Regions from separate parts of the Homo sapiens genome. Here region 2 is linked to region 1. A link is an interaction called in ENCODE POLR2A ChIA-PET data of the cell type or tissue named here. Cell type or tissue: A673. All regions are shown on one strand. Each heading gives the region's core, and the rest is flanking DNA. Links, peaks and the distances in the headings are about the cores only.

Region 1 (16,445 bases), core at 11,318-16,317:
TCCTCTTGTCATATGGTTCCTAGGAACACGGTCTTTTCAATAAATGGAAAAGCTCTGAAAATTACATACGTAAGCCCACACATACTGAATAAAAATATGTAAGCAGCTACATGAGAGTAGCTCAAAGCAGGTATCATGACAGACATACTGAAACAAGTACTAGGAATGCTCTGGTGGAGCCATCAGACCCTTTAGAGCCCTGGAGGAAAACAAAAAGGGAAGAACAGCCAAGAGAAATGAGACAACTAGGCACTGATAGTCACACATAAGATAATATGAATATATCCTAGAATAGGAACACCTGAGAGGCAATCTACACTGCCACCAACCCCACTGTGCAAAGTACAGAAGAATTTCCATCTTTTTCCGTAAAGAAGCTGAAAAGATTGTTAGTGAAGCTGCAAGAATGAAAAAAATATTAGTTGATACCAAACAGTGTGGCTGACTTAATTGACATTTGCCAACAAAATTTCTAGTCCCTTACAGATTCCTCAAATTGGTTTTAATAAAAAAATTTTGAAAGATTGTTTATACAGGATAAATGATTCTCAATAGGAGGAATGTATAGAACTTTATTAAAATCCCTTCTGAGAAATATAGTGTTTTTCTGAGAAAAATACTGTTGCTTCTAATGGTCAACAAGAGAATTATTAGTTAATTTAGATTTATTAGTTAACTTAGAAGTTTGTTCAATCCTGATACCAAAATCAGACAAAGACATCACAAGAAAGGAAAACTACAGATAAATATCCCTTATGAATATAGATGCAATAATCCCCAACAAAATACAAGCAAACTGGATCGAGCAACATATAAAAAAGATTATACACCATGGCCAAGTGGCCTTTATCTCAGAAATACAAGATTGATTAAACATACGAAAATCAATCAACACAATAAATCATATTAATAGGATAAGGACAAAAACCACATGATCATCCCAACAGATGCAGAAAAAGCATCTCACAAACTCCAACACCCTTTCAAGATAAAACATTTAACATACTAGGAACAAAATGGAACATTATCAACCTGATAAAGAGCATCTACAAAAACCCACAGCTAACATCAAACTAAATGGTAAAAATCTTTCCCCCTAAGACTAGGAACAAGACAAGTACATCCATTCTTGCCACTTCTGGTCCTGGGGGTGCTATGCAGTGCAACTGGCCAAGAAAAAGACATACAAGGCATCCATATTGGAAAGGAAGAGATTAAACTCTATTTAAAGATAACATGATCTTATACAGTAAATCCTCACTTAAATGTTGAGGATAGCTTTCTGGAAACTGCAACTTTAAGTGAAATGACATGTAACAGAACCAATTTTACCATAGGCTAATTTATATAAACAAGACTTCATTTTCTATGGCATATTTCTGGTCACAAAAACATCATCATATTCTAAATAAAGGTCGGGCGCAGTGGCTCACGCCTGTAATCCCAGCACTTTCAGAGGCCAAGGCAGGCAGATCACCTGAGGTCACGAGTTTGAGCCTGGTCAACATGGTGAAACCCCATCTCTACTAAAAATACAAAAATTAGCTGGGCATGGTGGCCGGTGCCTGTAATCCCAGCTACTCGGGAGGCTGAGGCAGGAGAATAACTTGAACTCAGGAGGCGGAGGTTGCAGCAAGCTGAGATCACATCACTACACTACAGCCTGCATGACACAGAAAGACCCTATCTCTAAAAAAAAAAAAAAATCTAAATAAAGACTCAAAACACTTCTACTATTAAACACTGAAATAAAGTAAGCTATATATACATTTAAGAAAGATTTTTTAAAACACAATTTTTGGTGAATCAGTGATGGTGGTTGTAGTGGTGGTGGGTTAAATCAAGGAACAAATGTCTGCAAAGCAAATACTGTGGTAGGAGCACCTCCTACCACCACCACACAGTTCAGAAACAACAAATATGGAGGGATCTCTAAGTGCCTTCATACTGCATCATTTATTGTTGTGCATTTGCATGATTATTATATACTTTATGGGTTTTTATTTTATAATAATCTGTATTCATTCATTCATTCGTTCATTCATTTTCTAAGCTGCTTATTCCAGTTCTGGGTCACGGGTGGCCAGAGCCTATCCTGACATCTCAGGGTGCAAGGCAGGAACCAACCCTGGACAGGACACCATTCCATCACAGGGCACACTCATACACACACCCCCACACTCATTATGAGACAACTGATACACACCAGTGAACCTAATGTGTACATCTTTAGAATGTGGGAAGAAACCACAGAGTACCCAGAGAAAACCCCATGCAGACATGGGGAGAACATACAAATCCCATACAGACAGTGGCCCCAGCAAGGAATTGTTTTTTTTTCTCTTCCTCATGCACATTATAACGAAACAACACTGAACAAAACAATGATATGAGGGTCTGTTGTATGTATTTTAAAAATTCTAAGGAATCCACAAAAAGCTACTAGAAATAATGAATGAGAGTCCAGCAAGGCTGTAGGACACAATATCAATATACAAAAATTGTATTTCTATACACTAGCAATAAACAATCTGAAAATGAATTAAATAATTCCATTTGTAATAGCATAGAAAAAATAAGATACTTAGGAATACAGCGAAAAGAATTTCAAGACATATGAACTATACATAACACACTGTCGAAAGAAATTAAAGATGACTTAAATAATTGGAAAGACTCCTGTTCATGAATTGAAAGACATTAAGACAGTAACACTCCTCAAATTGATCTAAAATACAAACACTATCAAAATCCCAGCTGTCTTTTAGCGAAAATTGACATGCCAATTGCAAAATTCATATGGAAATATAAGGGATCCAAAAAATCAAGAAAAACTTGAAAAAGTACAACAAAGGTTGGAGGACTCGAACCTCCCTATATCAAAACTTCCTAAAAAGATATAGTAATCAAGACAGTAGAGTAGTTACACAAGGACAAACAGGTAGATTAGTGGAATACAACTGATAACCCAGAAATAAACCATTACATTTATGGTCAACTGACTTTCACAAGGGTGCCAAGGCAACTCAATAAGAAAAAAACAGTCTTTTAAACAAATGGTGCTAGGACAACTGGATATCCAACTGCAAAACAAATGACGTTGGATTCTTCTACTTCATATCACACATAAAAGTTAACTCATAACGGCCGAAAGACTCAAAGTTAAGAGCTTAAACTAGAAAACTCTTTTATCTTTGTTTCTTATCTTTTTGTTGTTGTTATTGTCGCTGAGACAAGGTCTCACTCTGTCACCCATGCTGGAGTGGAGTGGTGCAAAAGCAGGCAGCCTCAGCTTCCTGGGCTCAAACAATCCTCCTGCCTCAGCCTCCCAAAGTGCTGGGATTGTAAGCATCAGTCACAGCACCTAGCCAGAAAACTCTTTAAGAAAAAAATAAGTGTAAATTTTCATGACTTTGGATTAGGCAATTGTTTCTTACATATAACACCAAAAGCAGAAACAACAAAAGAAGAAAAAAGATAAATTGGACTTCATTAAAATTAAAAACTTTCACCACAAATAAAGTGGAAAGATACCACACAGAACGAGAGAAAACACTTGCAAACCAATTCTCTGATAAGAGACTTGTACTCAGAATATATTGAAAAACTTTTACAACAGTAAAAAACAATTTAAAATAGACAACAGATTTGAATAGACATTTCTCCAAAGAAGGTACACAAATGGCCAATAAGCACATGAAAAAATACTCAACATCATTTAGTCATTATAAAAATGCAAACCAAAACCACAATGAGATACCACTTCATACCCCCTAGGATGGCTATAATCAAAAAGATGAGCAATAAAAAGTGTTAACAAAAAGTGATGAAGATTAGAAGCCTCATAGATTGCTGATGGGAATGTAAAATTCAGCCACTGTGAAAAACAATTTGGCAGTTCCTCAGAAAATTAAATACAGAGTTATCTTATTACCTGGCAATTCCACTCCTAGGAATTTTCACCCAAGAAACTAGAAAACACAAAAACTTAACACACAAATGTTCATAGCAGCATTATTCATGATAGCCAAAAAGAGGAGACAGACAACCCAAATGTCTATCAAGTGATGAATGGATTGTTTTAAAAAAAGGTATATCCATATAACAGAATATTATTAGGCCATAAAACGAAATGAAGTGCAGTAGTCCTCCCTTACCTGCATTTTCCCTTTCCCTGGTTAGAGTTTCCTGCAGTCAACCACAGTTAAAAATTAGGTGAGTATAGTACAATGAGATATTTTGAGAAAGACACCACATTCATTTAACTTTAGTATACTGTTACCATGATTCTCTTTCATTGTTAAAGTTGTTAATTTCTTACTGTAACTAATTTATAAATTTAACTTTATCATAGTTATGTATAGATAGGAATAAACAGTATATATAGGGTTCAGTCCTATCTGCAGTTTCTAGGGCATACGCTAGGGGTCTTAGAGTCTTACCCCTCAAGAATAAGGGGGAAACTACTGTACTGATACATGTTACAACCCAGATGAATCTTGAAAACATATGCTAAGTGAAAGAAGCCAGTCACAAAAGGCCATATATTTTATGATTCTGTTTATATGAAGTGCCTTGAATATGCAAGTTATGAATTCTGTAGAGACAGAAAGTAGATAAGTGATTGTCAGGGGCTGGGGAAAAAGGGAAGAGGAGTGACTGCTAGAGGGTGTGGGGGGCTTTTTTTGGGAGGGGGGTGAAGAAAATGTCCTGGAAATAGATTTAAAACTTTAAAAAAATAGTCATTTCAACATACTTCTCTACTAGGTTGTAAACTCCATAAAAGAACATGTATGTCTTACTACCTAACTTTATCCCCAGAGCTGAGCAGAAAGCCAAAAACAACTAAATTTTCAATATTACTGTTGACTGATTAGAATGAATGAATACCTTATGACAGGTCACTAATTCTAATTGATTTATTTAAAAAATGTTTCTACGCTTTAGACTTAACATTTATTTTATTTACACTATTTTCAGATGTCTACATTTATTAAATAACAAATAATGCTTTCAGGTAATTTATAAAAAAGAAAACACTGTTTTGCAGGCTTGTCTCCCCTTACTAGACCCTGGAAAACTGATAAATGCCTTTCATCTTTATATTCCCATTACCTACATCATTAATGCTTGCTGCACTGTCTGAATAGCGGCCAGATTATTTTTAGAACAGAAACATTTAAATTCATTTTCAAATTAAAATAAAGGACACCTTTCAATAAGAACTACAGGATCACCAAAATGCTAATTTTGGATTCCTCAGTAATCACTTTAGTGGTTCCTTATTTTTGAAAAACCAAAATTAAGACAAAGAGTTTATACAGGGAAAGTTTAACTTTTCTTGGTTCCTCAAGTCTCCTTCTATACTGCAGAATAAAGGGTTAATCATACAAGGTAACCCTATTCTGTGGCCTCAACCTTACTCATACAAAATGTTCATTAAACATCCTTTCAAAGATCTGAGATGAATTTAGCAGTACTTTTCCATTTACAACTTTGGGGGAATGCTTATGAATTGCTAAAAATAATGTTCATCAATTTTAACAAACCCTTGTAGTTTAGAAAAAAGTAATTTATGCCCTGCAGTCCTTGCCGTTTGTCTCCAAGATAAAAATGTGAAAAATGACTGTGTGTAATAGCATCTTTATCAAAATAAAATTTTAATTCAAAATAACTCAGTACACTTAAATCTTTTCTTTAAAATAAAAACTTCTGGCTCAATGCACAGTAAGAAGAGCTGCCTACATTTGGTAATCACAAACTGTCATCTGCCATAGCTAAAAATAGTGTCAGCCTGCATTGTGCATGCCTTACGTGCAGAAGTCATCCAATTACATTTTGCCTCAAATCAAATTCTTACATTCTTCTTTGAACAGCCCGAAGTCAGGTTTCAATTTTAAAAAGCTTTTGTCTGGGAAGGCGGGGCAGTGGGGAGTTAAACTGGCTGTTCCTAAAAATACTAGGACAGGGAATGGCTGGCAGAAAAATACCTACTTTTGAAGCAAAAGCAAATATTAAGTTCTCTTTAATAATGCCAGGTGAGGAATGAGAATGGCAGTTAAATAGGAAATAAACAAATGAATATATAAATATTAGAACGGTATTAAAATTTCAGTTGTTTTTCACAACCATGTTTATAATAATAAGTAATTATATATTTATTAAGAATCACAACCCTTAATCAAATTCTTCCCAAATGCCAGGAAAAGTAATTAGAATTCAGAATTGAACATTTAGTACTACGTAATAGTAAGCTTTTGTCTCAACACAGTAAGCATTCACCTGTCAAAAAACTGACAGGCGAAGGTCCACAAAAAGGATCTGTGCAGAGTTTAGCTCTCTTCACAAAGACATTAAGAGGACCTTAAGTCCTATTTCTTTTGAGTCCTATTTCTTCCTTCAGGTTAGTATCAATATGATCTGAGAAGATAATGTAATCTCTGTTTCCCTGTGTGTAAAATTAGAAAAATAATACCCACCCCTAAGAAATTATTTGAAGCTGAATTGAAATTTCACATATGGAAATGCTTGGTAAACTGAACACACTGGTACTAAAGCTCAAGAGATAAGGTCAAGAAAGGCAATCAAATATTATATGTAATGCTTAGCTAAGCCCTGATTTTTTAAAAAAGGTGAATTCAACTTTCTCTGAAAGTATATGTAAAGAGGTTTCAATTAGCAAGTCTCAGCCTGATGGGTACCTGTTACTGCTACAAAAGTATCTCAACCAAATACCTGGCAAGCCAGCATCTGTCTTGGCTATCTCCTCTTCCTTTAACTAGAGTTTTTAAACAGATACGTGCAAAATTTCAGGTCCTTGTCTCTTCCACTAAATCTTTCCTGTCTTACTTTGATAACGTTACAGTGCTTTGGCGAATTTGAACCACCACACCTAAGAAAATAACACTTTACATGACAAACAAATAGCACTAATAAACAATCAGCAAAATTTCTATACTTCCCCTTTCTACAATAATTTTGTAATCTCCCAGTCTGAGCAAGGCACTGTGCTGAGTACATTGTATACATTACCTCGAATCCATAACAACTCTAAAAAGTATTATCTGCATTACATATGTGATGCAAATGTATTTGTACATTTGTAATGTAAACATATTGTTAAATAAATTGTGTAGGGTTACAAACTGAAATTCAAGTCTGACCATGAAGGTCTCACTCTATTATACCTTTTGTATTTAAAAGACTATATTAATACTCAAGTTTCTTTTTATGCTACTTGAGAATACCAAATGCTATTTCTACCTTAGTTTAAATAATTGAGACAGGAGACACAATTTACTAACACTACGAGTAGAGTTATAGGTGAGACCAATAAATTTCATTAAGAGATTCAATAATAGGAATAAACCATGTTTTGTTTAAATTGTTTTCTAGAAGCAATCTGAATTGTTCTCACCTTAAAAATAAATTTATACTATAAATAACAATCTATGTAATTACATATGAACTATAAAAATAGATAAAAAAGACATTGGTGAATTTAAGAATGATATTAAAATTTTTAAATAAGCAATAAACTTGACAAACACAGCATATAAAGCAACGAAAATACCATTTCTAGAAAATCTCCAGGAAACAGAAGCCAAACATAAAGATGTGAAGTTAAGTCAATGTTTACTATTCATTTTATTAAAAAACCAATCCTACACCCAGGATAGAACCTTATTATTATTACTGAGAACAAACGGCCTTTACAATTAAAATCGTTGTAAACACCGAGTGTGTTTTCACACACATACTCCTTTCCCCACATAACATGAACTAAAAGATGGTTTGTGATTTAAAAAATATGCGTCTCTAGCTCTCTAGTAACCAACACTATTTGAGGAGTACAAGATTCTCTTACCCAAGTTTAGTATTGTTAAATGGTCCCTGCAGTTATGAAGTTGCATAGGAAAGAAAATTTTCATAAATAAGAAAACATCCACTAAGTAATCTTCAAAATTAATCCAAGCTCATAAATATCCCTTACTGTTTAAATTCACCATCCAGCCTCACTCATTACCTAAATGTCTTGTCAGATAAAACCACCCAAATCAACAGTGCAAAATTGCAAATCTTCCTATTAACATGAAATTCCACAAAGTTAATGTTGTGAGTGATGCTGGAGAATTGCTCCAAAAAACACTGACAGTCCAACAGGCACTTCAAAACGGAGCCTCTCACTTCAAAAGATTAGGAAGAGCCCCCAGGAAAGTACATTTTTAAACCACTGAACATTTTTTGTAAAGGGACATTATATATGACCCACTGTGAAATTCAACCATAAAGCAAAAGAAGCCATTTTGTGCTAGTATACAATTTTGTGGCAAAAATTACATTCCCCTAAATCCCAAAAACCTGATTCATCCTCTATGTATTCTAAAACCTTATGCACGGCTGTGATTATAAACTAAATTATGTTAAGAATGAACTAAAATAAATTTATTTTCATAGTTATTGGTTTTTATGTGCCAAGATAAAGTCAATCAAATCTTATTTTATTTATTTATTTATTTATTTATTTAAGACAGTGTCTCCCTCTGTCACCCAGGCTGGAGCAGAGTGGCATCATCATAGCTCACTGCAGCCTCGACCTCCTGGGCTCAAGCAATCCTGCCACCTCAGCCTCCCAAGTAGCTGGGACCATAGGCGTGCACCACCACACCAAGCTAATTTTTTAAAATTTTGTAGAGGCAGGGCCTCCCTATGTTGCCCAGACTGGTCTCAAACTCCTGGGCTCAAGCAGTCCTCCCACTGTGGCCTCCCAAAGTGCTAGGATTACAGGCGTGAGCTACAAGGCCCAGCCAGTGGTCTTTTTTTCCTATATTTCAAGTAGAAAATGCCTCAAATATGTTGCAGGAACATAAAAACTACCTATGGCTGTTTGCCATCTTCTAAGGATAACACGAATTTCTCTAAGAGAAAAGTGAAGTTCAATAACACCATACATGCTTCATTTATAATTAAATTCACCAGTTTACTTCATTAGTTCATGTGGTTTTCAATATTTCCCTTAATCCTACACTCTTTCCAGCTTTACTAGGAGAAAACAAGCAAAAAAGGGCAGAAAACAGTTCTAATTTTGCACTCCTAGTTTTCCTAAACCATGATAATTTTCTCTTTACAGAATAATCCTACCTTTAATTTCATTTTCTCTAAGGTAAAGCTAAATATCTTCTCTTTAAGTATGTTGGATATACATGACTCTCCCTACCTGCACTCACTTTAACGATTTTTCAATTGTAAAGAATGTTAAAATGAGAACTTCTCCTATGACAAGTCTGTATTTCTGATACATGTTGATAAGCATGTGGTTATTAAGTTACTAGAATTGATCAAGACCTGCATAAATAGAAACCTAAAATTAGAAAATAAACTGGTTCAATGTATAATTTACTATAGTTTAAATTTTCCTTCTTGTTGGCCCATCTAAAGCTTAAAATAAGTAGGCACCAAGTCTTAGAAACCTGAGGTTACTGCTCAAAACCCTATTTTCTACTAACAAAAACTAAATGGAAAACATACTGTCCCGTAACTCTAGAAACTTGAAGCTTAATATACTGGAGTTGGGGGAGGGGAAGAGCTCAAAGCAAATTACTAGTTCAAAACACAGAATGAACCTCACTAGTAAGTAAATCAGTTATATTTCTTCTTCCATAACCTTATATAACTGTTGTACACACAATATAAATGTTCATCGAATCAATGAACAGTACAAATAATCATTAATATTTGATAATTTGGTAATTTTTCAGTTTTTAAATTGCTTTGAGCTTCATAAGAAAATGTTATATAGAATATGGTAGTGATATAGTATTTGAAGAAAGACGACACAAAATATTTTAGTGTCTATAATACGTCCAATGCCTAAGGGGCAGCTGAATCAAACAAACTTGAAAGCCATGAAGCAGATTAAAAAAAATACACACACACTCAGTAATATGTCAGCCTTATTCATGATAGAGCAGATAAATAAGTATAAATGTGGTGTCAGATCACTGCTCCAAGGATGCAAAGAAAAGTATTGCCTAAATTAAACATCATCCCTTAGCCCAAATTCTAGCAAGAGATGGGACCAAGTGAATACAGTCAGCCCTCTATGTCTGCAGGTTCCACATCTGCGGATTCAACTAACTGTGGATGGAAAAATGTAGCTAGACCTATGATGACTGCATCTGTAACTAAGCAAGTACAGACTTTTTTCCTGTCATTATTCCCTGAACAATATAACAACTACCTACATTGTAAAAAGTAACTCAGAGATGATCTCAACAAGATGTGCGTAGGTTTTACGAAAATACTGCACCATTTTATATAAGAGACGTGGGCATCTGTGGATTTTGGTATCCATGGTGTAGGGGGACGCGGGGTGGAGGGCTGGAAATAATCTCCTGCAGATACTGAGATGGCTGTACATAAAAAGGGAACTTAGGGGACAACCGGAGAACAAATTTAAGAATTCTATTCTCTGCCTAGATATTCTGCCTACATCCCAGCATGTAATCCAATCCTGAAAGATGAAAAGAAATTATTCTCCTGGCCCAGAGAACTCCCACTAGGTTTAACCTTTTGACAATACCTGTACTAAATGACTAACCACACCTACCTTCTTCCATGATTAGTGTGACAGACAACTGCCTGCCTTTTTTATTGCAGTGAGGACAATACGAAAGAAGTATACGACATTCAATAACATGCCACAAGTAGACTATGCACAAATAAAATATCAAAACATGGGCCGTTTTAGCTTATATACTTTTCAATCTTTGGTTATTCAAGTGCAAATATAAATTATAAAATAAAAACAAAGGCTTCATGCCACCATGGACCTGTGGCATGGTCCTGTGTGGGCCTGACAAATATTTAAATCTCTCGTTTTCTTGGTTTCCTTGTCAGTAAAACAGGAAAGTTGGAATAAATGATTAACAGAATGCCTTATCTGCAGGAATACTCTAAAAATTCTGAATCTACAGAAGTTCCTTCAGTTGCTGAATTGTTCCTTTAAGAAGGGGAAAAGTGGGGGAATCCTTTTTCTAATTGCTCCCACTTGAAATCATATTTTAAAATTTTCCAAAAATTTATGTGGGTTTAAGGCCAGAAGTAAACCTGGCTGAACAATGGAGTTCTCAGCCTTTTCCTTCATTGACAAGCTGCACCAAGTCAATCAGAAGACCCAGTGATGAAGCCATCACTGTTTTTGGCCTTCAAAAAAATTTGGAGGCTGGAAAAAGAGCCAAGATATTTATGTATAAATAATTGTAATAGAAAGTACAAAATGAAACCCCTCATGCCCTTCCCTTAGGGGGGAAAAAAAAGTACAAAATGAAAACCGAGAGATGGGAGTGAGGAACACTGAACTACCTCCCCAGGGAGGCTTAGTGAACACCTCAAGGAGAACCGGGCCTTTGATAAGGACTACTTCAGCAAAATGAAATGGGAAGAAAGGGCCTTCAAGGTGGAGAGAAAAACACAAGCAAAGGCAAAGAACAGGTATGTTTAGAAAACGAGTCCTTCAGTGTGGCTAGCGACAGGGAGTAATGACAGACGAAATTATAAAGGTTGGGGCTAGGCCATGGAATGCCTTTCAAACATCCAGGATAGACAGAAGAAACTTCATTTGAAAAGTAAGTAAAGGAAAATCCCTTAAGTGCCATGATTAGAGTTGCACTTTGGAAGAGTAATTTTAATTTCGCTGTGACACACATAATTTAGTGGAAAGATCAGTTAGGGGCCCTGGTAAGGATGAGGAGTACACAGACTTGGGTAAATAAAATAGAAAGGCTATTTCCACCATTGCTCCCACTGCTTACACATCTTACAATATAAAGCTGGTTCTTATCAAGTAATTTAATGAGTTAACACTGACGAAATAGCTATCTTAGAGTAAAAACTGTAAGAAAGGAATACATACTATTTAACCTTAGCCACAGATCCATGATAGACACTCACATTCACTGATGAAAATAACAATTTGTACAATCTTTCTGGAAAGCAGTTTTGTAAAAGGCGCCCAAAGCCTAAATAACATAACCCAGAAATTTGGAAATAATCACAAATAGAAACAAAGACTTATGTTCAGTTATAATCATTTTAGCATTGTTTTTACAGGTTGAGTATTACTGTAATATGTGGGACTAGAATATGTTGGAATATTTGGAAATATTTTGGAATACTTGCATATACGTAATGAGGTATCTTGGGAGTGAGGCCCAAGTCTAAACATGAAATTCATTCTGTTTCATCTACATGTTATACCCATAGGCTGGAAGTAATTTTATGCAATATTTTACATAATTCTGTGCATGAAACAAAGATTGTGTTAAGTATTTATGTGTGGAATTTTCTACTTGTGGTATCACATCAGCGCTCAAAATGTTTCAGACTTTGGAGCATTTTGGCTTTTAGATTTTCAGATTAGGGATGTTCAACCTGTACTTGCAAACTTTAGCAATAACCTGATTTAACTAGATGGAATTAAAATATTGTAGTCATTAAAATAGCGTACAGTATTTAAAAAATAAATACTTAATGGAGGAAAAAGACTACAGAATAAAATATACCACAAAACCCTCCCAACACACATTACCCTGTTAAAAAGATACCCCAAAACTATTCTCTATGCGATGTGAGTTTTACTCTTCTACTTACCTTCTAAATTCTCTATAACACATACCTATGTAGTGCTGCACTACTAACCCAAGATCTAGAAAATGTATCTAATGAATGCCTAAATATTCGGTTTTAACAAAGTTTAGAACTGAAAGGAGAGTCGTTCCAATCAGTAGGCCCCATAATTAATTAATGCCAAAGTTCCCTTGTTGGGCATTTTTTGGCCTTCCCGAGTAAGGCATTTCAAACAGCAAGACCCCTGCTACTCTCTACCAAAATGTCAGTATGAGCTTTATTCAAGGCTTTCAAAAAATGAAAGTAGCTTATCATAAGTAAAGATCAGAGAGCCCTAAAAGAATCTCTACACGGAAGTATGCTGCAGAAATGGTCCAAAACTAGTTTGTCTTGAGATATAATTATATTGAGTTTTAATGCTAGGAACATTTCTTTCCCTATCCTACAGAAACTTCTCTCAAAGATTACCTCTGGCACATTAACTGACAAATCCAAAGAGTACTGTAACAATAAAGAACAGTGTTGCACCTACTTTTAAAATTTAACAAGATTCACATCCATTTCTCACTCATATTAACCAGCTTCTCTAAGTATTTAATTGCCCATTCCTTCTTGAAAATTCTTTCCCCCCTTAGTATCAGTTACACTATCCTGCTTCTTTTACTGCTCTAGAACCTCCTCATTTTCCCTAAAGCCGCAGACCTCCATAACGCAGGTTTTAGGCTTTTCTTTCTTAATAGTTCTTTCAGTGCAAATCTCCTCACATAGTATTCACCTGCCTCACTCTGCATTTGACTCCCAATTCTTTATCATTAAACCTGTCATTTATCTGAGCTTCCGAGATGTTCTATCATCACTTCAAATTCAAAGCGTCTGAAACTCAACTTGGCATCTTTTCTATTTTAGCTCTATTTCTACTAATACTAAAGGACTGTCATTGCCAATATTTCACTCTAATTCAAACTTCATGTTGCCCCTTGAGTCTTTACACCTCATCCTTGTCCTGCAAATCTATACCAAATGCCAAGTATTCCTTCCTTGAATTTCTCAAATCTGCCGCTTCTTCTTCCTTCCTATTTCAGGCCAAATTCAAGCCTATCTACTTTAAATCTGGGCACAACTACAGTCATCCTAACTGGTGTGGCTATAGGTTATTCTCCCCCAGTTGATCTTATGCAGCACCCTAAACCAACTGCTATCATTTACCATTCCCTACTTTAAAACTTCCAAATCCTTTTTATTTCTTTTACAATCAAATCCAAAACTCAATGTCTTCTGCGGTCTGGCCCAGGGTATCTCTTCCATAAAACCAGAGAACCTCTCAACTGGAACCCTGGGCAGCACGCAAATGAGGAAATTAAAACCAAAAAGGTAAGTTTCTTATTCTAGCCAAAATCAAAATATACCAGAACCAAGGCTTAAACCCTAGATCACTGTTTCCCGAATTTGCCCAACAATATGAATTACACCAGGATGCTTAATATGCAGATTGCCAGGCCCTACAAAATCTGATTTGGTAGGTCACGACCCAAGGAATCTGCATTTTTAAGAAGCACTAGATGATTCTCATCTACAGAGAAGTATGAGGAAACCTAATCTAGTTCATCTAAATTTTCTACATTCCTTGACCACACCAATCTTATCTTTCAACTCCTGTCCTAAATATTCTGTTCTACCCAGAAAGTTATTTACTGTCTCAACTATAGCTTTTTAGTGGTTATATCATTCTCCTACCCCATCCAAATCCCTAGGCCTACCCATTCCTTCCTATTTTAAGCTCCTAAAAATCTTTTGACTACCTTAATCAAAATTTTCCATATAACCCCAGTAATCGAATACTATGTAAATGTCATTTGTCATAAGTATCCTAAACAGAAAATATGAAGAATATATAAAAGAATGCAAATTATTAATGCTTTCAGCCTGAAAGATCGAGTATCTTAAATACCAGTTAATCGGCAAGCAAACACACACACACACACACACACACACACACACACCACCTTTTAAAGAACACTGAAATCAGAGCATCTCTCAAATCTGTCACTATGCTATACTGGTGGTCAGGGGGAGAATGCAGTAGAAAAATGCCTAAGTATATTTTTTAAATTTACCTAGACCCTAGATTAGGCTCCTTCTCTGCTGTCAAACTATTTTTTTTTTAGATGAGGAAAAACTCATTCCATGACAGCTTCCAACTTCTCAGTGATTTCCAACTTAAACCTTACTCTGTAATCTTAAATATTACTCTGTAATAATAAAATTGTCTGCTGATAGAGAAAATACTAAAATATAATTTAACCACTGACTCAGAAAAACAGGCAAAGTTAATCTTACCGACCAAAACAGCCAGACAGGTACTAAAAAATATTAGGCCATTCCACTTACAAAGTGAGGCTCCCCAGAGATATTCAGGAGTAAATTCAATTTTACATTTGAGTACCTAAAAATAATCAAACAAATCTCTGGAAAAAATATGAACTACATTGGAACTTAATTTCTCCTGTCTCATAATACCTTTAAATTACTTCAACAAATAAAGAACTTAAGATGTTATTTAATGATTTAAGACTTAAGTTATTAATAAAGAACCTTAATAGTTGCAGAATGAGCCCTGATACGACTTTTCACCTACTTTTAAGGCCTGTATTTATTGTATTATTATCATTTGTATCATTTTCACTTAGCAAAAGCTACCATATATCAATTCATCAATCTGTAACGTCAACGGCTAACAGGATGAAGAAATAAAAATCCTTCTCTTTAAATTCACATGTAAAGAAATCCTAAAGGCAAAACCCAAAGCTGTATTGTTTTCTATTATTTTTTAAGTTGCAACCATAAAATCTTACCAATGTCTCAATATGGTCTCAATCTTAAATTCACCTTTTCCCCACATCTTTATTGAACAAATTTTTAAAAAGACATTGTAAAAGTTACTGTAATTAGCTCTACATACTTTTAGAAATATTGTTGCCAATCCTGCTAGAAGGAAATAATTTTTTTTAATTATAAAACTTGAATGTAGCCAGGAAAAAAATTGCTTACGTAGAATGTCTATTTTGGACTACTTAAAAATAGCTCTAATAATTTAAAGGTAATTTATTATAAGTGGTCAGATATACAGCCTACCACTTTCTTTTAAAGAAAAAAAGGTAGATTTAACCATCTACATAATAAAATATTCTTTAAATATTCTAGTCAACATTTTACCATTTACAGGCTTAAATTCTTACACAATGATCCACTGAGATTTGAAAGGATCTGGGCTTTCAAGGGGGAGGAAAAGGGATCAAAATCACTGATTGGTTATTACAAGGACAAAGGTTAGTGACTTAAATATAGACATGCATTTAAAATTACTGCGTAATTATACTGTGTAATTTGAATGATTTCAAGATGCACATAATCTGATTAAAAGAAAGTTGGTAATAATTTTAAAGGTTCAAATCAGATTTTCAAAGAAGAGGCTTACTGCAAACACAATATCTTGCTACCTACAAACCTTTGCACAGAATTTCAACTACACCAAGTAAGGTTTTTTAAAATAGTCACGGAAAATATGTCACTGTGAAACACAAAAACAGCAATGTGTATTTACCACATCCAAGTGACGAACAAATGAAATCTGTTAGATCTATATTGTTTACAATGTGCAAGATTAGAGAACAGAACCTAAACGGCAGGACTGAAAAGACTAAACCGAATGCCAGTGAAACAGAACAGCATGACATTTTCTGGTATACAACCAAATGTAAAAACACGTGAGATAGCCGTTTTAATCCTTTAGACTTCAACTCTTCAGAGGTTTCACTTTC
Region 2 (16,445 bases), core at 4,326-9,325, 600 kb before region 1:
GATTGGAAATGATGGAGTTATGGCAATCTTACAATCAGGAGAAGTCAAAGATGAAGGCAAAAACTGGCTAATTAAGAATGGTGCAGCAGATATGTAGAAAGAGACTAGATGCCTGGTGACACTTCGCTCAGCTGAGGTGAATGAACATCAGCCTACTTTTGGGATTCCTTGTCATGTAGGACAACAGAAACAAAGTAGAAAGATATTTGTATAAGACACTCTGAGATGGGTTTTCTGTTACTTACAGATACTTGCCACCTGAACTGCTAACAACCTTGCTTCCCCAAGCAGCTTCAGGGGAGCCCTTCCTAAAGCAGTAACGAATGAAGGAGGCTGCTTACCCTCTCTCTCCCCACAAACCCCAGCCAGCCAACTCTGGTAGTCACAGGAATGAAACATGCTGCAGACATTTCACTCCATCTTGTCATCATCTATTCACAGTGTGGAGCAGAACCTCTTCCTTCACTCTTACCACTCACTTGCTATTTAATTTCTACTCTCACTGTGTATACTAGACTCACCTTTTCATCAATAGTAACCACAGAGCCCATTCTCCTGGCTTTCTTTTTTAACCTAAGAGTCAGCTGATTTGCTACATCATCCACCATTTGGAAAAAACAGGATAAGCGAGAATTGTGTCTCTAATAAAGAGTCCATTTATAACAAGCTATTTTGTCACCAACTTCTCCAGCTTGTAAGCAATCAATTCCCTTCTCAGCAAATTCAATAACTCGTTATCGTCTTCAAAACCAGATTTGTAGTGAGTAGAGACAGAGGCTGAATTGAAGAGACTCCCAATACTAAGTCGATAAAGAAATCACATTCTCACCACCAAGGTAGTGCATCCTTAAATCCCAGAGAGCTCTATCTTACATAATTTAGTAGTATTCTATGTTAATGAAAGAAAGTCAGAGGATGTGGGGAAAGAGAAAAACAACTACCATATCATACCCTAATTGGCTGCTTCCTGAGACACACAAACAAATGTTTATCAGCCAAAGAAGATTACGAGCCAAAGAAGGTGTCTGGATTTTTGCTTTATTTTAATGAGAAATATTAAATACTATTTTTTTTTACTAAGAAACATTAACAGATCTAGGGAACTTTGCAACAAGTAACCACAAACTGGGTTATCTGTTTTTCACTTCCTTCTATAAAAGTATAACATTCTTTTAAATTAATCTGTATATTTATTATAATGTTTCCTGTTGCTTTGTGGTTTCTGTACGCTTGCCTAACTCCGTGTGTCAATGATTCTTATTTTATCAATTAAAATGCATTAAGCTGCAAGTAACAGAAAAACCTATCAAAGGGTTCTAACCACAAGAGCTTTTTTTGTGTGTTTAGCTATCAAGAAGTCTTGAGGCAGTCTGTCCTTGAGGTTGTTTAATGACTCGGTGATGTCATAAAGTACTAGATTTCTTTCTATCATTCCACCCTGCCTTCCCCAAAGAGTTGGTGATGTTGCAAGATGATTGTTACAGCTCTCAGAAGCAATCCTCATAAGCAAAAAGGCAGAGCAAGGTTGGGCATGGTGGCTCAGGCCTGTAATCGCAGCACTTTGGGAGGCTGAGATGGGAGAATTGCTTGAGGCCAGGAGTTCAAGACCAGCCTGAGCAACATAGTGAGACCACCTTCTCTATCTATAGAAGAAAAAAAGGTAGAGCAAAAAGACAAAGACAAAATGGATTCTCTTCATGGGTCTCACTTATTTAGTGAAGAAACATTTTTGCAGCAGCATTCCAACAGACTTCCCTTTGAATTTCACTGGCCAGGAACATATCACATGGCAACCACTGGCTGCAAACAGGGCTGGGAAATTTACTATGGCATCTTCAACCTTTCTGTAGAAAAAGGAAGGGAGCTGGGAACACTTGCTAAGTAGGCCACAAACATTGCCTGCAAGAGGATAAGCTTTCAGAGATCAGCAATTGCATATTTTTATTTGTTGTCTGTTTCCTTTTGTAATAAAACAATATATAAAAACAATAATAACAGTAAATATACTCAAATAGTACTTTGAAAAAAAACACCCATAATTTCATCCCATTGCAATGATTTTTTGTGTTTGTATTATCTTCCATTCACTGTCCATAGTCCATATTCATAAATATTTTATCTATTAGTAATCTAATTTTGTATTCTTTTCCATTTAATACTACATCATAATCATTTTTTCTGTTGTCCATAATTATAATTTTAAAGAAAAATAATTTTTCATGGAGATTTTAATGTCACAGTTTACTTAGCCGTTTCACTGTTATTGAACCCATAGGTGATTCTCCATTTTTTGGCTAAAATAGATTATACTATAATATTACCTTTGTGTGTGGAAAGCTTTTCAGCTAGTAGATTATTTTAAGGGCAAAAAAGGTTATAAATATTTTTATAACATAAAGTGTTATACTCTCACACAACCATAATGACTGTTGTAGTTTAAAATTTTACTAGCAACATATATATAATATATATTTTATACATATATAATAACTTACATATATTATATATATACACACTTTTGCAAATTTAATCAGAACCTCACCAACATGATATTTTAGATGACTTTTTTTCTGATTCATCAACTATAAAATGTTACTTTATATTTTATTTCTGACCTTTTCCTTTTTCCTGGTGGGAAGACCAGGTAACTAGTCCAGCCAGGGTGAATCTTATAGGACCATAGCTGGGGCAAGATAGTTTCTTACCTAAAGCTAAGTTAAACCAAAATGCTATAGTTATTATCTTTGAAGGGTATATGTAAAAGAGATTTGGGCTGATTTTTATTTTCCTCCTTGTTTTTTTCTAATAGGAAAATGAATTGGATTACTTAAGTAATGAGTATAATGCAAATGCTGCTTAGGTAATGACTATAATGCAAATGCTACTTAGGTAATGAGTATAATGCAAATGCTGCATTATACTCATTACCTAATAGCATTTGCTATTTTTCTGTTAATGAGCTGAACTGTGGTATAGGTGTGTAAGCTGAAGAGGAGGGTCCAGGCAGGTCACCCAAACATGGAGAGCCAGGGAGCCGAGCAGGAATCCAGGGAGGTAAGGCCAAGGCTCAGGATGTCCACGGAGACCAGAGCAAGGAACAGCACATCCGAGTGGGCGAGGGTTCCTGTGTGCTCCTGAAGCAAGGCAGGAGACAGACCAGACCATTAAAAGGCCCAGGGAAGAACAGATTGTTTCTTTGATTGCTGCAAAGGCATTTCCTTGCTGTTCTTATTAATCTGGAGTAAATTATCTACACACATTCTACAACATGGCTTTGTCATTATAATATTGATTTATTCATTCCTTTCACAAATATTTATCAAGCACCTCTCATGTGCCAAGTACTGCTGTAAGCACTGGGAAGCAGCATTAAAGAAAAAAGACAAAAGTCCCTAACCAGAGAGGAAGGTTACTTGTTATAAAGAAATAAAAAGGGGCCGGGCACGGTGGTTCACGCCTGTAATCCCAGCACTTTGGGAGGTCGAGGTGGGTGGATCACTTGAGGTTAGGAGTTCGAGACCAGCCTGGCCAACATGGTAAAACCCTGTCTCTACTAAAAATACAAAAATTAGGGAAGGAAGGAAGGAAGGAAGGAAGGAAGGAAGGAAGGAAGGAAGGAAGGAAGGGAGCCAGTTCCCACAGGATCTCACAGGCCATGCTAAGAACTAGGGATTGTTACGTTCTCCGTATGAGCAAATGTAGTTGGGTTAGCAATGACTTACACTTTATGTATTTATTTATTTATTTTTGAGACACGGTCTCGCTCTGTCAGTCTGTTGCCCAGGCTGGAGTGCAGTGGTGCGATCTCAGCTCACTGCAACCTCCATCTCCTGGGTTCAAGCGATTCTCCCGCCTCAGCGTCCCGAGTAGCTGGGATTACAGGCACCCACCGCCATGCCCGGCTAATTTTTGTATTTTTAGTACAGACAGGATTTCACCATGTTGATCAGGCTGGTCTCAAACTCCTGATCTCAAGTGATCCTCTCACCTCAACCTCCCAAAGTGCTAGGATTACAGGTATGAGCCATTGTGCCAGATCAATTTACCCTTTAAAGGAATCACAAGTTGCTGTTTGGAGAAGAGATTTGTTGGGAGGAGGGATGTTGTGTAGGAAGCAAGAGTGAAAGCTAAGAGACCAATTGGAAGTTGCTGTAATAGCCTAAGTGAGGAATGCTAGAGGTTTGGACTAAGATGGAGGCAATGGAACTGGTGAACAATAGTCAGATTCTGAATCATTTTTAAACATAGAGATGACAGAATTTGCTGATAGATTAAGTGTGGCATGAAAGAGAACAGGAGACAGCATGAAAGAGAACAGGAGGCAGCCACCATGAATCCTAGGTTTTTGGCCTGAACGGCTAGGTTGTGAATCAGTAATGCCTTTTACCATATTTTAGAATGCTGGAGGAGGAGGAGGTTTGGAGGAGAAAATCAAAAGTTCGCATATCTTAAGTTTGAGATTAGATACCCAAGTGAAGATGTTGAGTTGGCAGTTGACTATATTTGTTTGGAGTTGAAGAAAACCAAAATATTTCACCCAAAATACATGGTCCAAGCCCCTATTCTTTCTGTAAACCTCAAGATGGTATATAAGCTTCTGAATCCCATAGGAGGTTCAGGAGTAATTACTCTGTGGTTCTCTCCCATGCACATTAATAAATTTATAGCCATTTATCCTATTAATCTGCCTTTTATCAGTTGATTTTTCAGCAAACCTTCAGGGAGTGAAGGGGAATTTTTTTTTTTTTTTGGCCCCTACAGAGTTCAGAGCAGAGACCTGGAGGGGAGGTTTAATTTTAGAATCACCAACATATAAAGCCACAAGCCTGGATGAGATCACCAAGGCAGTCAGTGTAGGTGGAGAAGAGAAAAGGCTCTTCAACAAGCAGAGGTTGGGGAGGTGAGGAGAGTTCAGCAAAGGTCACTAATAAGTAGCAGTGGCTGGAGAGATGGGAAGAGAATCAGACGAGTTTGGGGTCCCGGAAGCCCCGCAAGGAAATTGTTTCAAGAATTGCTTCAATTAACTATGTCAAATGCTGCTGAAAAGTCTAGTAAGATAAAGACTAAGAATTGATCTGTAATTATGCTCTGGAGCTTGCTAAACTCTCAAATGCCTCAAGTAGATAAAAAGCCATGAAAAAGCAAACCCAGCAATTGTCTCTCCCTGTACTATTCCAAAATGACATCGACAGGATAGATTTGTCTTTATGTAAATAAGGATCCATTGGCTGGTACCTGGAAATCCCAAAATTTGTTGTCATTCCTTGTTTGAGATGTAGGTTATTGTACTTGGGCATGCCTGAGGTTGCTTTTCAGATTAAATGGATAATAAATGCAAAGTGTAAGGAACAGGGTCCAGTGTAGTGTAGATGTTGGCGGCGTTAGCTATAATTGTAACTCGACAGTATTGAGTCTTGCTTCATTTTTAGCTCTCATTTCAGGCTGTTGCTTAGCAGTGTTCCAAAGATAAGCACTAAGTTTTCTGGAAATGATTGAAAGTAATCACAGCATCTTACAGCTGAAAGGACTGTAGAAGTTAATTACTCCATTCTCTTCAGTTGGCAGATAACAGAGATCCAGCAATATTAGATGACTTTCTGAAGGTTAGCTACCACATTAGTGGAGGGACTCAGACTAGAGCATGGGTGTCCCAGTGCTGAGTCCTTTAAAATTAGTTATAGTAGAGCTCACAATTGGAGAATTGAGCATTCCATGACAAGGGACTTTTTTCAGATGACTGAAGCTTATTCCTTTTAACCACCAAAACTTAATAACAACCATTATCACTTTTTTTTTTCTTCCAGACAGGATCTCACTCTGTCTCCCAGGCTGGGATGCAGTGGCATGAACATAGCTCACTGCAGCCTTGACCTCCTGGGCTCAAGCAATCCTCCTGCATCAGCCTCCTGTGTAGTTGGGATCACAGGCGTGCACCAGCATGCCCAGCTAATTTTTTTATTTTTTGTTGAGACAGGGTCTCACTTTGTTGCCCAGGCTTGTCTTGAACTCCTGGGCTCAAGCAATCCTCCCACCTCTGCCTCACAAAGTGCTGGGATTACAGGCATGGCCCATTATCACTTTTGATTAAAATCCTCTACTGCTTTTGATTAAAACATGTCTATACAATGAAGTCATTCTAATCTAGAGGGTTTGAAGTCCTCAAAGTCAGTTTTTCTTGTTACTTTCTTTACCAGTTGCTTTAAGGTTTGAGCAATCCCTTTGACTTGTAAAGCAAATGACAACTTAATTCGATTGTGTTACAATATTATCAGATTGATCCTTTGATATTTTTTGAAAAGACAGAAATCCAAGAACAGCAACAAGCATGTGATTCTGCCTCTAAGAGCATCCACGATTTTAAGTATACATTTATTTATATTATACATGCATATAGAACTATAAATGTATTATTGTGGAGATCTCAGTGCACAACGCAGACCTGTAACTCATGAAGAAATTAACCTTAAATGAGTCAGTATTACCTTTCCTTCAGTGTGTCAGAGTACATATGGAGCTTTATATATATATATATATTTACTGAAATAATTTTTGTCTCTATAGCATTTTTTCATAGAGAAATTCTGAATCACTTCATTAAACTCCTAAATACTGCATGAGAAATGAGAGATCAGATATTATTATTCCTATTCTAGAAATACAAAACTAACGTCCCCAAATATTAGATATGCACAGGGGACCTATACAAACAGGAACAAAGCCCCTTTCTCTCTTCTGCTTCTCATCAGTCAATCTTTGAGTCTCATCCAAGAGTCTGAATTTAGCCTTCAGTATTTTCAGCTGTTCCAGGAATAGACCCTGCCAGAAAACAAAGCCCACTGATTCCTGGTGCTCACAAATCCACCCTCGACTCTTCCCATCACTAGTGACCACAGGCTCCGCCTCTGCCTTCTCTAAGGTCATGTGATCTCCGTTGCTACAACAACCGAGAATCCATCACATTTTGCTCTGGGGTAGCTCTTAAGTGTAAATTGCTAGTCACACTCTATCCAGTCTTACTAGATCAACTGAGCTGTGCACGTCCAGAGAATGGGGGAGCAAGAAACAGGCCAGAAAAAGTTTCCTTCCTTCCCTATCTCGATTTTGGTGCCTTTGATTAATGATAGATGTTGTTGGATGCTGGGTATGTGGTATGTCCTAAAGGAACAGCTGACATCTGGATAATTACAGGATGGTTGGGAGGATTAAAATTAAAGGAAGTAATTATTGTGACGTGCTTAGCAAAGGGCAAAGCATCTTGCTCAAAGGAAATGTTCACTAAATGTTCGTGGTGTGATTATTAGTATTTGTAGCTTCGTTGGTAAAATGTGGGAAGAGCTAATAATCATAGTTGTGGTTTATTTAATTTATAAATAAATTAAATTTATTTATTAAATTATACTTACATCTCACGATAAGATTACAAGGTCATTATCATTTTCCTCATTCCACACGTGAGAATGTAGCAGACTTGGGATGTGACAAAGGTTTCTCTGACTTTACCAAGCTTGTTCATTCATTTATTCATTCACTCGACAAATACTCACCAAGTTCCTGTGTACTAGGCACTGAGCTAGGCAAAGGTGAAAAAGACAGACCTGGTCCCTGCTTTCATGAGATTTAGAGTCTAAGGAGGGGTACAGGCAGGTGAAACCCAAATGTCATCACGTTCCAAGGTCAGCCCCCATTCTTTTTTTTTTTTTTTTTTTTTTGAGACGGAATTTCTCTCTTGTTGCCCAGGCTAGAGTGCAATGGTGCGATCTCAGCTCACCGCAACCTCCGCCTCCCGGATTCAAGCTATTCTCCTGCCTCAGCCTCCCGAGTAGCTGGGATTACGCATGCGCCACCACACCCAGCTAATTTTTTTTCGTATTTTTAGTAGAGACGGGGTTTATCCATGTTAGTCAGGCTGGTCTCAAACTTCTGACCTCAGGTGATCCACCCGCCTTGGCCTCCCAAACTGCTAGGATTACAGAAGTGAGCCACTGTGCCCAGCCTGGCCCCCATTCTTGCCCTGACACTTTGAATGCAAACCTTTTAAAATAAATCCACTCATATTAGGCAAATAAGAAAAGCTATTTCACTGAAGAATGCATAGGGAAAACCTCAGGAGGTACAGAGTTTACACTCCACAACACATAGCTCTCCTCTCCCCGTAAGCATCTTTGTCCTCTGCATCACCTCAATCCTTAAACTCCTCACCCCACCCTACTCTACCCTCAGTCTCTCAGCCCAGGTAGAGGCTGCTGGCCCAGGATCGTCCCTTTCACACTATGACTCTCCCCTCTGTATGCCAGACCACTTCAGCCTTACATCTGAACTCTTAAAAGGGTCCTCCCATTAGCCAGATACCCCCTCCTTAGAAGATGACCACCGAATTATAAAGAAACTATTTTTTCTTCTTGTTCCATAAGCAAACAGGCAGTCCTACTGTGCTGAAAAGACACAAGGAAAGACTTCAAATCTGGACATAGGGCAGCAGGGCAGGTGTCCTGGAAAAAGTGATATCTAAACTATGCTAGGGAGTATAGTTGCCTCCTCAACATCCATTGTTCAACTCTTGGTAACTATTCCAATTTGGTGGTGGAGGCAGGAGTAGGGGATATGCATACCTTCTACATGACGCCTACCTGCTTTGGGGAGAGGCAATGCCGTGGCTCTTAGCACAAGCCTAAGCTAAATGGTATCATTTCATACCCCTAGCCATACTTATTGGGTCAGGGGTGAGTAAGGACCTAATCTGGGCAATGAGACTGAAAGAGATGTTTGTGGGAAAGGGGGAGGCAGCATGGGGGAAGGGGCAGTCTAGGAAAGAAACAATTTCTTTCAAAGAACACAAATAAACAAGAGTGCCGGCGTCACTACCGCTCACCATCTGATCACCACGTGGACCACCAGCCTCAGCAGGAAGGCTATGCTGCCCAGCAGAGTAAGAAGCTGAAGAGAAACTGAACTCTTCCTGACCTGGTAGAGCTGCTAAACCAACCCTGGTAATGTGAGCCTTTCTTATCTAAGGCAGTAGAGCTTCAGCTGACTGTTACTTGCAATCAAATCCAACCTAACTGATACAGAAGGTGAGATCTGATCAACAAGTGGCCAATAACCTTGAGAAGGGCGTAGGCAAGTCTCAGATCTACAACTTAAAGAAGTTGTCCATTTAAATGAGGCAGTTTGATTTTCAAGAAAATCATAAAATACAGGACAAGTCCTACATACCCTTAATTACCAGCTAGATAATACAACAAGAAAAGATATCTGATTTATAGTCACACACACCATATCACAAATTTCCAAACTTAATTTTTAATTATTATTATTATTTGAGATGGAGTCTCACTCTGTCACTCCAGGCTGGAGTGCAGTTGTGTGATCTCGGCTCACTGCAACCTCTGCCTCCCAGGTTTGAGTGATTCTCCTGCCTCAGCCTCCCGAGTAGCTGGGATTACAGGCACATGCCACGTGCCCAGTTAATTTTTGTATTTTTAGTAGAAACAGGTTTCACCATGTTGGCCAGACTAGTCTCGAACTCCTCACCTCGGGCGATCCGCCCACCTAGACCTCTCAAAGTGCTGGGATTCCGGGTGTGAGCCACCATGCCTGGCCAGATTTCCAAACTTAAAATGGCTAGGAACTATGTGATGTGACTTTTAAAAAGAAAACCTTCAAAACTTTGTTAGAACATTTAAAAGATGATTCAAGTAAGTGGAGAAATAGAGCCAATTCCAAGATAAAAAGACTTAATAACACTAAAATGTCTATATGACCAATAGAATTAAATTTGAATTAAATTGAATTTATAGATTTAATACTATTCTGATCTAAAGCCTAGTAAGTATTTTTTTTTAATGGAGTTTTGCTCTTATCTCCCAAGCTGGAGTGCAATGGCATGATCTAGGCTCACTGCAACCTCCACCTCCTGGGTTCAAGCAATTCTCCTGCCTCAGCCAGTAGCTGGGATTACAGGCATGTGCCACCAGGCCCAGCTAATTTTTGTATTTTTAGTAGAGATGGGGTTTTGCCATGTTGGCCAAGCTGGTCTTGAACTCCTGACCTCAAGTGATCTGCCAGCCTTGGCCTCCCAAAGTGCTGGGATTACAGGCGTGAGCCACTGTGCCCAGCCTAAAACCTAATAAGTATTTTTAATTTCACAAAATTATCCTAAAATGTATGTATGAAAATAATAAGAATACCATCAACAGGGAGTATAAAAAAGACACAGAAAAGTTTCTACCAATATCAGCCATTAAAACTTGCTATATAATAAAATAAGAATTAAAATAATGCACTAACTAGATCATAGATTAATGGAACCAAATGAAGAGACTAAAAAGGCCTAATAATTTACAGTAGCATTTTTGTGAAATAAAGTTTAACTATAAATAATTAAATATATGTACACACTTAAAATATATCTATCAAAAATAGCTTTTGAAAACAGCAGGAGGGAAGGAAAGTGTGTACAGACACGCCTAGTTGTCTGACTAAATGGCCTTTCCCAAACGCCTTCTCTCCTGCTGTTTTTTCTATAGAAAGAGAAATATGAAATACTTTCCCAGCCACCATTGCGCTAGGTGTGACCTTATGACACAGTTCTGACTAATAAGACATAAGAGGCCTGGGCACGGTGGCTCATGCCTGTAATCCCAGCACTTTGGGAGGCCAAGACAGGTGGATCACCTGAGGTCAGGAGTTCGAGACCAGCCCGGCCAACATGGTGAAACCCCGTCTCCACTAAAAATACAAAAAAAAAATTATCTGGGTGTGGTGGTACGTGCCTGTAATCCCAACTAATCGGGAGACTGAGGCAGGAGAATTAGTTCAACCTGGGAGTCGGAGGTTATGGTGAGCTGAGATCTCGCCACTGCACTCTAGCCTGGGCGACAGAGTAAGACTCTGTCTCAAAAAATAAATAAATAAATAAAAATAAAGACATAAGAGAAAGTCTGCTGGTAGGTTTGGAAGAAAATGTTTGTTTTCCTGATTAAAAGAACTGACGTGGCTCTTACTGCCCTTCCTTCCTGCTTTGAATATAGAGGCTCAGCAGCCATCTTGGAATCATGAGGAGGTAGCATGAGAGAAGGGCCCAGAGCATTCCAGTCTCCAGGACCCACATCACAGAGACACCAAAATGCTGCCAACCCTACCAACTGCGACTTCCTATAAAGTGAGAAGAAAAAGCCCCTTTTTGTTTAAGCCACTGTTAGTTGGATTTTGTTACTTGCTATCAAATAATATAACTGATACAAGTTTTATTTGATAAGAGGTTTTGGAATTTGTGATAGCAATTTTAAAAGTAACTAAGTACTTAATATACTCTAGGTGGATTAAGTTAACTTTTTATGTTGAAAAAAAGAACAGAACATTGAATAAAATATTTAGCACATCTGTGAGGAAGAACTTTTTCTTGAAATTTTATAAGGAATTGTAAAGAAAGAGATAGGTACACACATGTATACATTTTAAACTTCTGTACAATGTAAAAAAGCAAAAACAGAAGAAAACAAAATATAAAATATGAAAAATATATATCAAATACGATAGACTATAGGATCATAAATAAAATATACAAGGAGCTTATTCAAATGTATTAGCTGTATTTCATCATTTTGATAAATGGGCAAAGACTATGAACAAGCAATTCCCCCAAGGAGAAACAGAAACAGTAAATAAACACCTGAGAAAATGTTCAGCCCTAGGAGTAATCAAAGAAATGCAAATTAAAGCAACCTTGAAATATCATTTGATACCTACTAAACTAGCATTTTGAAAAATGATGGGTTGGCAAGGTGACAGCGCTATTGGCGCACTCATCCATTTCAGGTGGCACTACAAATTAGTACCACTTTTGAGAAAGCAATATGGCAAGCATGGAGAAACATCCATGCCCTTTGGCCCAGCAATTCCAGTTCTTGTAATTGGCACTAAGGATAGTAATTCAACCGAAGCAAAGGGACAGACTCCACACTGTTCTTCAGAGCCTCAGCAATTCAATTAAATCCAATTAACATATATTTTACACCTTCCTTCTGCCAAGCAAAGGCAACAGGGAGTCAGAAATTAATAAGACACTGTGTGTGACCTCAGGGGGCTCACAGTCTGGCAAAGGAGCCAGGTGGGTAAATACATTACAAAACAGTGCTGTAAGTCCAGCAGTGGAAACATAGATGAGGTCAGAAGAGCTTGATTTTCATGATGAGGTGGGTGAGGTAGGTAAGCAGAGAGCTGGCAGAGTTGAGAAAAGATTATGAAGGAGACCATGTAAAACTATGGGGAAAAAGGCACCAAGAATTAAAATAGCAAACAATTTAACTATATATTCACAGTAGTGTGGGAATATAAATTCCAGAGAAGGTTTGTGAAAAACCAAGATTTGCGGCAGAGTGAAAACAGAGCTCTATTGCCCTTGTTTGACACCTATAACAGCAAAAAAAGAAACATTCCTAAATGACCAACTTGGAGATATCTCTTTGTGAATTGTGGTACACAGTGGACCATAATTCCACTACAAGAATGAAAATTATGAAAATATATGACACTTAAAAATGTTTATGAAATGCAGGCAGGATACCTGGGGGAGAGCAGCTGGTCCTGACAGCACTTAGCATTGCTCCAAAATTCACCATTCCTTCTTTGTTATCATCACATTTCTTTTATTTAAATGTAATTAACACACCATAAAATTCACACATTGAAAGCACACAAGTCAGTGGTTTTAATATATTCATGAAGTTGTGAAACTATCACCTCCATCTAATTCCAGAATATTTTCATCAACCCAAAAAGAAATCCATTACCAGTCATTCCCCATTCCTTCCAGCCCTTGACAACTACCAACCTACCTCTTGTCTCTAGAGAACTGCCTCTTCTTCCCCTTCTCTGCCCTAATCCCTGCTGTCCTCCTGAGCCTGAGTAAGCAGGGGCCATGCCCTCTCTAATGCCCTGGCCCCGCATAGGGACACTAGCCCTCCCCAGAGTGCAACAGACGGAAGGCCAGTAAACACCACTCTATTAAAAGTTCAGACATACAAATGGGAATTCAACACTGTCATGCAAAACTAAGGAATCTGCCTTACAGAACACGTAGCTCACTCTGTGAGACCCAACCCTTCTAATTTAGTCCCTCCCTTCCTGAGGTGAGTACCACCTTAGCACCCACTTCCAGCTTCCCTCCCTGACATTTAGAGCCAAGACCACAGGACCGGTGGAACCGGTGTGAGGAGAGAGTGGGGCAGGACCAGGAAGCACCTCTTCCTCTGCTAATGCACGCAAAGGAAGTCTGGTGCTGCCTTTAATTTTTCCACTAAGGAACTTGGAGGAGGCATTGTGTGGTGGCTGGGTCTCTGGCTGCTTTCACCAAGCTTATTATCTGTTTTCCTCACCAGACTTATCTCCTGCAGGACGCTGTTTTGTTCTTTTTCCAGGGACATTAAGCGGAAGTGTAAAAGCTGTGGTTCTCTGTGGAAATGACCACAGATTATTTTCCTTGCCATTTGTATAGGCCTCCTTTTCCTGACCAGCTAGGGAGGACACTGCACATTTGATGGTGACATTTGACCTTTTTGTTTTATGTGCCGTGGTGCATTCTCTCTGGTAGCCTCAGAAGTTACAAGACCTTACCTCACTCTTCAGGAACAAACTACAGCAATGATTCATCTCTCTGTATTTCCCAGCCTCCTGATAAACTGCTAAGTGAAGATGGGGAGGAGCCATCACGTCGCGTTGATAGAATAGACACAGAGGGGACTTGGTGATGTATTAGGAGGAGCACTGACCAGAAGTCAGGGTATCTGGGTTTGGGTTTAACCTCCTTGGTTCTCAGTCCTCTCATGGATGAAGTGAGAGTTGGAATAGAAAGAGGTCACAGCAGGTCCTTCCAGATTTCAGTCCATAGTTTCTCTACATTAGTAAGGTGAAAATAAGGTCTCACTATTTAGGAGATTCTGGTCTCAGGATCCTTGAGGGAAGAGAAAGAAAAGGGAGGGAAAGGGAAAGGGACAAGAGGAGATGAGAAAGCACAGAAGGGAAGGAAGGGGAGAAGAGTTGGGGGCACAGGAAGAGAAGTGGGGATCCAAGGAGGGAGGGGAGGGAAATGGAGGGGATAAGAGGAGAAAAAAAGATGGGAAGGAGATGGGAAAGGAGGGGAATAGAGGAAAGGAAACAGAAGTAGGAGGGGCCAGGAGGAGAGACGAATGGCAAATTAGTAAGACTTCTTTAGAAAGAAGATGGGAAGTTCACAGGTTCTACAGACTGGAGAAAAAATTATAAATAAATAAATAAATAACAAAGAAAGAAGATGGGAAGAACAGAACTAACATTTCTCTTTTTTCTTCTTTTTTTTTTCTTTTGAGACAGGGTCTTTCTCTGTCACCCAGGCTGAACTGCAGTGGCATGATCACAGCTCACAGCCTCCCAGGCCCGAGCAATCCTCCTGCCTCATCCTCCAGAGTAGCTGGGACAACAGGTATGTGCCACCATGCCTGGCTAATTTTTTATTTCTTTAAATTTTTGATAGAGATCTTGTTATGTTGCCCAGGCTAGAACTAACATTTCTGATGTCCTACTAGATGTCAATTCTCAAAATACTTTGAAGGTAGATAATAATATTGTTCTTTTACCAACAAGGAAATGATTCCCCTTCCCTGCTTCTGAATGAACATTATGTTCTCCCTCAAGTGATTTTGGTGCAGTTGGGCAGGTTTTAAGATAAGCTGGGCTAAGTGATTTGCTCCAAGTATTAACATTAGTCAATCATGATGCTGAAATTCAGCCTCAGGCCTGTCTAGCCCGGAGACCTGTGTTCTTTTCACTCTACTAAGCTGAGAAAAGAAAACACAAAGAAAAGCGAGGAAGGGTTTCATAGTGGATACCTCTCCATGCATTTAATCAAAAATAGGCCAAGAGACTCTCTTAATGAAATCCACCCTCCAAAAAAAAAAAGAGAGAAAAGTAGTCTGAGTTAAGTAAAACCAATTCAGCTCAAGGGAACAGAGTCGAGATAGTCTCATAGGCATTTCCAGGACAGCCGACCTTTTCCATAATGAACACTGCTCCCTCCACAATGATGCAGCAGTAACTCTCACTGCCTTACTCTTTAGTAGTGATCTAGATTTAACAAGAGCGCCTTGCAACTTATAGTATATTTGCAGTCTTTAAAGCACTTTCACATTCTTGATTCCTTTTGACCTCTAATAATAATAATAATAATAATAATAATAGTATTAATAACTTAGGAACTGAAACAAAGATTTTAGAGTCAGACCTCAGTTTAATCACCACTCTTGCCGCTTAGCTCTGCGACCTTAGGCTGGTTAAGAAGAGCCTCAGTCTTCTCTCCTGTAAGATGGGGATAATAAAAATGCCTACCCCATAGGGTTGTAATGAGTATCCAAAGAGATAGAACATGTTAAGTGTTGCCCAGCACATAGTCGTGTTCAAGAAATGTTAACCACTATTATTTATATATATATAAAAAACACATATATGTCAGAAAAATTATCTGACATTTGAAAATAGGCAGAAAATATTACTGATTATTGGGTCTTCTTTCAGTGCAGTATTGAGCTTAATTTTCTACTGACTTTACACTCCATAGGTGCAGAGGTTAACTTAAAAATTTTTGTCTGGTAAAGATGCAAATAGTTTCTGTGCAATAGAGCCAATAAGCACAAAGATTAGTTTACTGTCCTGTTGGACACCAACCAGTTTTAACTCATCAATCTTATAATATTTTTAAATTAAATTTTACACACACATAATCTCAAATGCTTTTTGAATCAGTTTTAACATCTTAACGTTCACCTCAATAAATACATTCTTTGACAGGTATTCATATTCTATTTTCCTGAGAGAGATGATTTTACCCTTTTGAAAATTACACTTAATAACATGGAACCAACCTAAATGCCCATCAGTGATAGACTGGATGAAGAAAATGTGGTACATATACACCATGGAATACTATGCACGCATAAGAAGGAATGAGATCATGTCCTTTGCAGGGACGTGGATGAAGCTGGAAGCCATCATCCTCAGCAAACTAACACAGGAACAGGAAACCAAACACTATATGTTCTCACTCATAAGTGGGAGTTGAACATTGAGAACATATGGACACAGGGAGGGGAATAACACACACCAGGGCCTGTTGGGTGGGGGGTGAGGGGAGGGAACTTAGAGGTCCATAGGTGCAGCAAACCACCATGGCACACGTATACCTATGTAACAAACCTGCACGTTCTGCACGTGTATCCCTTTTTTTTTTTTAAAGAAATAAAGAAAAAAAATAAAGAAAAGAAAATTACACTTAACATTAGACAGCTAATATGGGTAGGCCTGCCCCATTTAGTAGAGGGACTGAAACACAAAGAGATTTTTGACTTGTCGACAGCTAGAAGCAGAATTCAGTTATTTCAAATTCTAGTCCGATATCTTTGTTCTATTTTATGCCT

What was found. ChIA-PET counts read pairs that join two places held together with the same protein. Peaks named below come from ENCODE experiments on the same cell type or tissue, not always from the same donor. Only the 100,000 strongest peaks of a DNase experiment are listed, where the experiment ranks them.
Region 2: POLR2A ChIA-PET joins it to region 1 with 20 read pairs; 1 of 35 experiments calls an interaction of 5 or more read pairs at or near these places.

The regions. Positions count from the first base shown.
Region 1 is chr2:54,993,550-55,009,994 of GRCh38, forward strand. All of the region lies in intron 3 of RTN4 (reticulon 4), which reads right to left. Among named protein-coding and RNA genes, the nearest start is that of RTN4, 49 kb to the right of the region's middle. RefSeq lists an enhancer at 2,069-2,248. In A673, for the core only: no CTCF peak of the experiment used is centred there; no DNase peak of the experiment used is centred there; H3K4me3 peaks cover 465 bases; H3K27ac peaks cover 974 bases.
Region 2 is chr2:54,403,071-54,419,515 of GRCh38, forward strand. No RefSeq gene overlaps it. Among named protein-coding and RNA genes, the nearest start is that of SPTBN1, 45 kb to the right of the region's middle. In A673, for the core only: no CTCF peak of the experiment used is centred there; a DNase peak (open chromatin) is centred at 6,951; H3K27ac peaks cover 365 bases.